Linked DNA regions of Homo sapiens: region 1 is linked to region 2. The links are chromatin contacts, found by Hi-C or POLR2A ChIA-PET in ENCODE. All regions are on one chromosome and are shown on one strand. The core of a region is the stretch at or near the end of the contact, and the rest is flanking DNA. Distances in the headings are between cores, read along the strand shown. Region 1 overlaps NRDE2 (NRDE-2, necessary for RNA interference, domain containing). Region 2 holds the start of PSMC1 (proteasome 26S subunit, ATPase 1).

The links. A loop is a pair of places that touch in the nucleus more often than their neighbours do. ChIA-PET counts read pairs that join two places held with the same protein, here RNA polymerase II (POLR2A). Pooled maps may share reads with other maps.
Region 1: a loop to region 2 is called in a map of ascending aorta, with 2.1 times the contacts of the local background. The contact joins the enhancer-like site here to the promoter of PSMC1 in region 2. A Hi-C loop is called at or near these places in 1 of 168 maps with a recorded cell type or tissue (ascending aorta) and 3 of 50 pooled maps. POLR2A ChIA-PET finds 5 or more read pairs at or near these places in 7 of 52 experiments (B cell, H1, WTC11 and 3 more).

What each region holds. Positions count from the first base shown.
Region 1 is chr14:90,297,308-90,301,781 of GRCh38, reverse strand. It overlaps NRDE2 (NRDE-2, necessary for RNA interference, domain containing), which reads left to right. Exons shown (of 14, transcript NM_017970.4): 7 at 410-543; 8 at 3,402-3,522. Among named protein-coding and RNA genes, the nearest start is that of NRDE2, 32 kb to the left of the region's middle. Within about 2 kb of position 2,115, at least 7 of the 41 ENCODE cell types and tissues checked have a DNase peak (open chromatin) inside an H3K27ac peak, as active enhancers do.
Region 2 is chr14:90,253,241-90,257,862 of GRCh38, reverse strand. PSMC1 (proteasome 26S subunit, ATPase 1) reads right to left here and starts at 1,310. Exons shown (of 11, transcript NM_002802.3): 1 at 1,263-1,310. The coding sequence starts at 1,265. RefSeq lists enhancers at 607-1,134, 1,020-1,259, 1,135-1,664.

The DNA of each region.
Region 1 (4,474 bases), core at 866-3,365, 43 kb before region 2:
AGTTGCTGGTGAGTAATGCCATCTAGTGATCAACTGAATACAGCTCTTTGCTTTCTGATAAAAATCTGCTACGCCATCCTTTTTCTATAATTTTTCTTGTGATAATGAGCTGTGATTATTTGATAGCATTCAGACCAACCTCTTGACTTATTTTTATGTACTATATATAGTTTTTGTTGTTAATATTTGTGTTCTGTGATGCTTTCATACAAAAATTAGAACAAACATACTTGGATTATAATACTGTGTGAGACGCTTTAAATCAAGACATGTATCACAGCTTTGTAAATTAATAGTGATTGCAGGTGAAAGGTGTTCTCAATGTGTTAATTGCCTGTTTTGAGAAGTTAGGTTCTTTCCCTTTAACGGTATCAACCAGGCTTCTTCCCCTTTGCCCTCCTGTTCGCAGCACTCTTTCTTCAGCAGTGCCACTTTCTGCGGCAGGCTGGCCACTCTGAGAAGGCCATCTCATTGTTCCAGGCCATGGTGGACTTCACCTTCTTCAAACCCGACAGCGTGAAAGATCTGCCTACCAAAGGACAGGTACCCAGCTCTGCTCGCCTCATCTCTCTCTTCCTGGCTCTTTCTCTGGAGGGAGAGGGGGAAGGTGTGGATAATGAGAGGTGGTGTGGATAATGAGAGGTGGTGTGGTAGTGTTTTTAAAATATCATATCCTCCTTTATATCAGTCTGCTGAGGAGGAATTCTCAGAAATAGTCCAGTGATCTGAGGAAAGTTTTGTAATGAAAATGGTGAGATGTGGATAGGTAAAGAAGCTTCCCCCTCCTTCACAACATAAAGGCTCTCTGAGGACTCACCCTCCCACCCTGCCTGCCTGCCTGCCTGCCTGTGTTCCTCCTTTCCTTTTCCTTTCCCTGCCCCCTTCCCCTCCCCTTCCTCCTCCCCTCCCCTCCTCCCCCCCATCCCCTTTCTGCCTTTGTTTAAATGCTGATTGGCTCCCCTAGTCAGGGAAACAGTTGTCATGCCATTTTAAACCTTGTATTACTCTCTTCCACCCTTACACATTCTAGTTTGGGTCTTGCATCACTTCCTCAGTTAACCTTCTAAGTACCCACAATCTTCGCTAGAGTTGCAAATGAAATTACACAGAGATACCTTGTCAACAGTGATCCTTATTGGGGAAGGGTTAATCCTTTAGATGACAAGCGAGCATTGCCAATGTTTGAGATAAATGAAGATAAGTGAAGAAATAAAGAATTTTTATAGAGCTATGTATATAAGAAAATGTATCTTTTCCCTTTTTCCACTAAATAAAACTCAGTTTTCTACTCTGTAAAGATGTCTAGTGGAAGATAAATAGAATATATGAGTTTATGGTGAACATTCAAAAGTGTTTCTTGAGAGGCCAAGGCCTCCGTCATGTGGGAGTTTCATGAATTGCCAGTAAAGACCATTTTTATCATGATGCTACCTCTAGAAAAAATTGGATTAAAGAATTATACCAGTTAAATTGCTATAATCAATCATTAATAAACCATATAACAGAGTAATTTTAAGACATGCTGTGAGATTTTAAGAATAGGCTGTACTACAGAAGTGATTCTCAGCTGACTCTAAGGAACCTTGTGGGTCAGGATCAGAATTTCTCTCACCCCCTCCCCCTGCCCCTTTCCTAAGACCCTCTGTGATAAGAACAGAGTGATGGGTGGAGGGTTCTGCCTACAAATGTGACCCATCGAAGACCACTGCTCTAAAGTGTTGGGAGACCCCGATCCTCGTGCTTGAGGTTTTAAACACGAATAGCACATGTGATTCCAAAGCATTTACATGACAACTTTGGAATAAAGTTTCTTATTTACTAATATTCCATATTGCTTTTATAACTGAGAGACGTTGTTACCGTGAACACAGTAGCGTGATTTAACACAGGCAGGTCTGATATTACTGGTCTGCGTTTCTGTGGAATAAACAAATAGATTATACTCATTTATCACACTATTTAAAAAAAATTTTTTTTCTTAAGTAAACTTTCTTTCTTCACTCTTACAAGAGCCAGACCTCTAAAGAGGGAGCGTAGTCGTCCTGGTTCCCCTTTCTGAGGATGACTGACGTGTCAGGACGTTTGCCCTGCCCTGACGTGACTCTCCTGGAGGCAATACTCCTCCAGGCGTGTGTGGCATTGCCCAGGGCTCAGGCTAGATAATCCTGTGGCTCATGGCCCATGCTGTGCCCACTGGAAGCCTGCTTGTCCTCTTCAAAAGGTTTCTTACAAAAGCTTTCACTGAGTAGGTTATTGGCTCACTTTCACAGTCCTGTTTCCAGTTGATAACATGATCACGTTTCTGTTCATTGCTGTGTTCACATTCTGTTCCATAGGGAAAGATTTATTGCCAGTGAGCTGCTTACCACACACCTAATGCTCGAATGAATGAGGGAGGTGCTAATGGGGCCAGGCTTTAAAATGCAGACCTTTAGGCTGGGCGCGGTGGTTTAGGCTTGTAATCCCAGCACTTTGGGAGGCTAAGGTGGGCAGAGCACCTGAGGTCAGGAGTTGGAGACCAGCCTGACCAACGTGGAGAAACCCTGTTTCTACTAAAAAAACACAAAATTAGCTGGGTGTGGTGGCTCATGCCTGTAATCCCAGCTACTCGGGAGGCTGAGGTAGGAGAATTGCTTGAGCCCGGGGAGGTGGAGGTTGCAGTGAGCCAAGATCACACCACTGCACTCCAGCCTGGGCAACAAGAGCGAGACTCTGTCTCAAAAATAAAAATAAAAAATGCAGACCTTTTTACTCCCTGGTCGCCTGCCTTGTTCAGATCTGTGCCAACAAGCGTTTATTGAGTCCCTGCTAGGCAGTAAGTATTGTGCCAGGTGTTAGGAATATATAGTTACTTAAGATATGGTTGTGTCACGTAGCTCATGGTCTGTCTTGTTGGAACCTTCCTCTCAAAATATCTTGAAAGCGGCATGACTTTAGGAATTAGCTCGGGGGTCCAGTGATACTAGGTGAACTGGCAGTGCCACTGTCCCTGGTTAGACTGGCCTGGCAGGATAAGAACTAGGAAACTACTCCCTTCCTACCCATCTGGAGACCCTTCTTGCTGAACCTCAGCTGGTCTTTTTGTAACCTAATCCCGGGAGTGACCCCCCATCACTTTTGCCATATTTTGTGTGTTGGAATCACTAGGTCCAGCTCACATGCGAGTGTGAAAACCACAAGGCAGAGGTAGGGTCATGGGGGCTATCTTGGAAGCTGCCTGCCACGCTAGATAGATCTTTTTTCTATCTTGGGGTGTGTAGCATGTATCTACTTCAAAGACTGATGGCAAACATGATTTCAAGGATCATAAGCTTCTCTTATATCCACCAGCGCGGATTTTGCCCACTGACTCAGCAGTTTTATACAAGTGAGGTCTAACGTCCATTCTAAAATCTGAACAGGTGGAATTCTTTGAACCCTTTTGGGACAGTGGAGAGCCCCGGGCTGGGGAGAAGGGAGCCCGAGGCTGGAAGGCGTGGATGCACCAGCAGGAACGAGGTGGCTGGGTGGTCATCAACCCAGGTAAGTCACCTCTCATTGAAGACGTGTACTTCTGTTTCTTCTGGAATTTGTTTTTACATCCTCATGATTATTTATCTGCTTAAGCTATTTATCAGTAGCTTCAGAATATTGCACAAACATCAAAATGTCAAAAATGTTAAGTAGATGTCATGGGTTCCCCTTAGAAGTTTTAAAGCAGTGGACTTATTCCTTCAGTACATAATGCTTTGAGGATTTGAAAGTTTCTGTAATTTCCCTTTTTCCTTTTATAGGCTGCAACTGAAGAAGGAATCTTGTTAATAACTGCCCCAATCCTCATTCTTTTTTTTTTTTTTTTTTTGAGACAGAATCTCGCTCTGTCACCCAGGCTGGAGTGCAGTGGCAGGATCTCAGCTCACTGCAACCTCTGCCTCCTGGGTTCAAGCAATTCTCATGCGTCAGGCTCCTGAGTAGCTGGGATTACAGGCTTCTGCCACCATGCCCAGCTAATTTTTGTATTTTTGGTAGAGATAGGGTCGCCATGTTGGCCAGGCTGGTCTCTCTGGTCTCAAACACCTGACCTCCAGCGATCTGCCTGCCTCAGCCTCCCAAAGTGCTGGGATTACAGGTGTGAGCCACCACGCCCGACCCCATTCTTTTTTAGTGTGTATTTCAGACAGTCTTTTTGTTATCCTGTCAGTGTACAGACCAACAGATACTTTGAAAAATACCTTTTTAGGACTATTATAAAGTAATTATTACCTAGCATTTACATAACTGTCACTCTAAATGACCCCCAAATACTTTCCAGATTTATACTCTAATACAGAGCTGCCCAATAGAAATATAATGTGAGCCTCTTGTGTAATTTCAAATTTTCTAGTGGCCACATTAAAAAAGTAAAAAGGAACAGATGATGTTAATTTTGATAGTGTATTTTACTTAATCTAGTATATCAAAACATTTCAGTATGTAATTAGTATTTTAAAATTAT
Region 2 (4,622 bases), core at 61-2,560:
ATCCCAACACTTTGGGAGGCCGAGGCGGGCGGATCATAAGGTCAGGAGTTCAGGACCAGCCTGGCCAACAGAGTGAAACGCCGTCTCTACAAAAATACAAAAATTAGCCGGGCGTAGTGGCGGGCGCCTATAGTCGCAGCTACTTGGAAGGCTAAGGCAGGAGAATCGCTTGAACCCGGGAGGCGGAGATCGCGCCACTGCACTCCAGCCTGGACGACAGACCAAGACTCCGTCTCAAAAAAATAAAAATTAAAATTAAAATAAAAAAGACCTCTATGAGATCTGGCCTTCTTGCCGTTCATGATACAGGTTAAACATTCCCATCTCAGGTCCTTTGCACTTGCTGTATCTTCTGCCTTGACCACATTTCCCTCAGACATCTGCAGGGGTTACTCCCTCAATTTCGGTCCGCTCAAATTTCACCTCCTCAGAGCTACCTTCGCTGACTCTATAAAAAGCAGCCACTCCTCCAAGCTATCCCTTTCTATACAATAACCATACAACAATGACCACCCCACCCCTGACATCATATTACATATTTCTGATGATTGTCTGCCTTCTGCTCTAGAATGTACGCACTATGAAGGCAGGGACTTCAATCAATCCTCAGTGTCTACAACAGAAGCTAGCCAAAAGTTTAACAACAACAACAAAACACCAAGTGCTCAGTAAATACTTGTTTAGTGAATTGATGAATAAATGCTAGCTGTTTTTATTATTACTACTGCACCACGGGCCCTTTCCGTCTTAGCTCCGCCTGTCATAACAACGTCTTTAAGGCCTCCTTCAAATGCCCCCAGCTCCGAAAGGCCTTCCACGACTCCGCGCTCAACTCCTCAGGTGGAATGAATCCCACCCTCTTCTCCAGCACCCTTCACCTGCCCGACTCAAAAAGCATTTTTCCCGGTGACTCGAGGAGGCGCCCCCGAAACTCCCAGCGCCGATCAGCAAAGCCCTGGTCGGCGGAGCAGCAAAGCCAGCGGCCTGATCCGTTCTGCCGCCCCACAAGACCACGCAGGAGACCCTCTCTCTGCTCTGAGCCCCGGCCCCAGGATCCCCGGGCAAGGCCCGTTGGTCGGCCCCGGCCCGCGGTGGACATGAGCGCGGTCTCTGGGAGCCTCCACCCGCCGAGAAGATCAGGCCGGCAAAAGGAGAAGAGGGCTGTCCCAGTTCCTCGGGCAGCCGCCTCTTTCTCTCGCCTCAGGCTGCTGAGACCCCATCGCACCGCGACGACCAGCGGAAAGAAACCCTTAGTCACTCACCATCTTGCCTTGGCCACTTGAGCTGCCGCTGCCGGAAGTTCCTCCACCACTGCGGCCCGCCAGAGGCGGAAGTCGTTAGGGACGCTACGGAAGCTGATAGGAACCAAATTCTGCGCTGACCAAGTTGTGCTCCAAGGGCTTGTGCGGGCGGTCTAGGGCAACGCAGCAGTTTATAAGCATAAAGTGAACTTTATAAATATTTTACTTGAAAGAAATTTTTGAATACCCGTTATGAGGCGCTTGTCAACAACTTAAGACAATGACCCCTACTGTCAAAGAATTAGGACAATCGTGAAAATATAAAATATTTAAATTATGCAAAATTTATAACTGGGAAGAACTTTATGGTTCTAAAAACTGGAATGGTATTTGGAACTGGGAAGTTGACATATACATTTGCACAAATATTTCAGTTATTATTCAGCTTCTGGAATTTAACCTGCACATCTGGGAGTATGTGTGTAACGAGTCTTCTAAACCTGTCTTTTTCTGATGACCTGTGACTTGTGATGATGCCAAATGTCTTAAATTCCTCATCTTGAAGCTGATTGGTAAAGTTCCTCATTTGTTACACCCTCCAGGACATCAGAAAAATGGCAACAATCCCTTCTGTTTCTGGAAATTTCATTAACAAGTGCTCAAAATACTGCATCTTTCTGAACTGGAGAAATGGATGATTTTTTTTCTGCTCCAGATTGATTTAGGGATTTTAGTTGTGAAACACTAAAAATATTTCCCTTATGAACACACAACAGGTATACTTCTTCCTTTTCATCATCACTGCAACACGGTAATAGAAAGTCTTAGCACTATCGACCTCTGTTAACAAATCTGGCATCTAGTGTACATGACACATGAAATCACACGATAGGACAGTATCACACATAGGATAGAGATGGTGAAACTCCCATCTCTACTAAAAATACAAAAATTAGTCGGGCATCATCGTGGGCATCTGTAATCCCAGCTGCTTGGGAGGTCGAGTCATGAGAATCTCTCGAACCTGGGAGGCGACGGTTGCAGTGAGATCACGCCCCTGCACTCCAGTCTAGGTGACAGAGCGAGACTCTGTCTCAAAAAAAAAAATTAATAAAAATTTAAAAAACAAAATAAATATCCTTTCCCTAATGCATTTTACAAGAAACAAGTAAATAGTAAAATATATAGTATGCCACATAGTGGTAAATGCCATAGGAAAAATTAATGCCTAGGAAAAATGCCTAGGATTAGGAGCATGCAGCAGTGGTGGGTGATTTTAACTTTAAATTGGATGATACTTGAGCAAAAGCCCGTAAGGCATGAAGGAGTAAGCTATTCAGATATCTGGTGGAAGAGCTTTCTAGGTAGAGGGAACAGCCAGGGCAGAGGCCCTGCAGTAGAAGCTGCAGAGGATGGAGATTAGAGACACCATATAGTGAAGAAGTCAGAAACAGGCACATAACTCCCAGTGGAAGCTCAGCGGTTAAAGGCGAGTCAATAGAACCCAGTAATGAAGAGAGTAGCCAACGTTGGCATCAGACTTTCCTATTGTGGCTGTAGGAAGTGACATAAAGTAAGCAGAAAATTTAAGTTTATCTACATAATGGACAGCTAAGAGAAAGCAGGGAGAGGATTAGAAAGACTACTTGGAGTGCTCAGCACTTGGGGAGGTTGGAAGTTGCAAGTGGAAAAGAGGGAGAGTTGCAGAGATGACTGTCAACCGGGTGGGGAGGATTGAGAGTCAGCCATAGGGCAAAAGAGATGCACAGGGGCTGGGCGCCGTGGCTCACGCCTGTAATCCCAGCACTTTGGGAGGCCGAGGCGGGTGGATCACCTGAGTTCAGGAGTTCAAGACCAACCTGACCAATATGGTGAAACCTCATGTCTACTGAAAATACAAAAATTAGCTGGGAGTGGTGGCAGATGCCTGTAATCTCAGGTACTCGGGAGGCTGAAACGGGACAATCGCTTGAACCTGGGAGGCGGAGGTTGCAGTTAGCCGAGATTGCGCCATTGCACTCCAGCCGGGGCGAAAAGAAGGAAAATCCATCTCAAAAAGAAAAAAAAAGAAAGTGACCATAAATGTAGTGCTCAAAGCTAGAAGGTCTCTGGGTTAGAAGTTCAACTTGGGTCTCACAGGGCTAAAATCAAGATACCAACAGGTTTCCTCTCCGGAGGCTCTGCTCTAGCTGTGTGACATCAGCAAGTCATCCTCATTTTCTCATCTGTATAACGGGATAATTATCTACCTTGCCGGCTGAGGATACGGAGAGGATAAAACTCTTGTTTTTTGATTCTTAAGAGATTTTTGCCAAAAGTAGATGGAATGGAGGCTGAGGTAGGAAGGTGTCCAAACGTGGACGGAGGGCTCATGCTAGGGTGGACAGAGGGGGCGGGGCCGGGGTGGACAGAGGGCAGGTGCCAGAGGCGAGCGTGCATCCTGTTCAGCAGCCCCCCTGCAACCTCAAGCACATCAGAACCAGCCCAGATGCTGACAAAATGCAGACTCTGGTGCCATCCGCCAGAGACTGTGATTCTATAGGCCCATGGCAGGGCCCAGACACCTGCATTTTAACAGATACCCCAAGGGATTCTGAGGCTGGGTGACTCATACACCACATTTTTAGAGCCGGAACTCCAGAACACTGGTCTGCAAAGCAGGGCAGCCACACCCTGGTGGCCCAGGGGCCCATTCGTGTGTTGGAAGAAGCCATCAGAATGACTTTTTATTTAAAAAATAAGAATAATTACTAATCAAACAGCCAAGGGGTTAACGCCAGGTCTCGTTTCCAGCCTTGTCACCAGTGAGCTGTGTTGTTGTGTCTCAGTTCTGTCGTCTGTGAAATAGGGACCTTTATAGTTCCTCCTTCATGGTGCCATTGTTTGAGGACTAAAGTAAAATGCTGAGAATTGCACTTGGCATAGGACAATTACTCTAGGTATCAGCTACTCTGATTATTATTATTATTTTGAGACAAGGTCTCATGCTGTTACCCAGACTGGAGTGCAGTGACAGAATCTTGGCTCATTGTAACCTCCACCCCCCAGGTTCAAGCGATTCTCCTGCCTCAGCCTCCCAAGTAGCTGGGATTACAGGCACCCGTCCCCATGCCCAGCTAATTTTTGTATTTTTAGCAGAGACGCGGTTTCACCATGCTGGCCAGGCTGGTCTCCAACTCCTGACCTCAAGTGATCCACCCACCTTGGCCTCCCAAAGTGCTGGGATGACAGGTGTGAGCCACCGCGCCTGGCCTTATTAGTATTTCTTGTTAATATACAAATTGCCATTGGCACACTCATTCTGTGCATATATTAGATGGTCCCGTATCCCATTCAAAATTTACAATCTCTTCGTAGAGTGGTACAGTGATCTTCAAACAC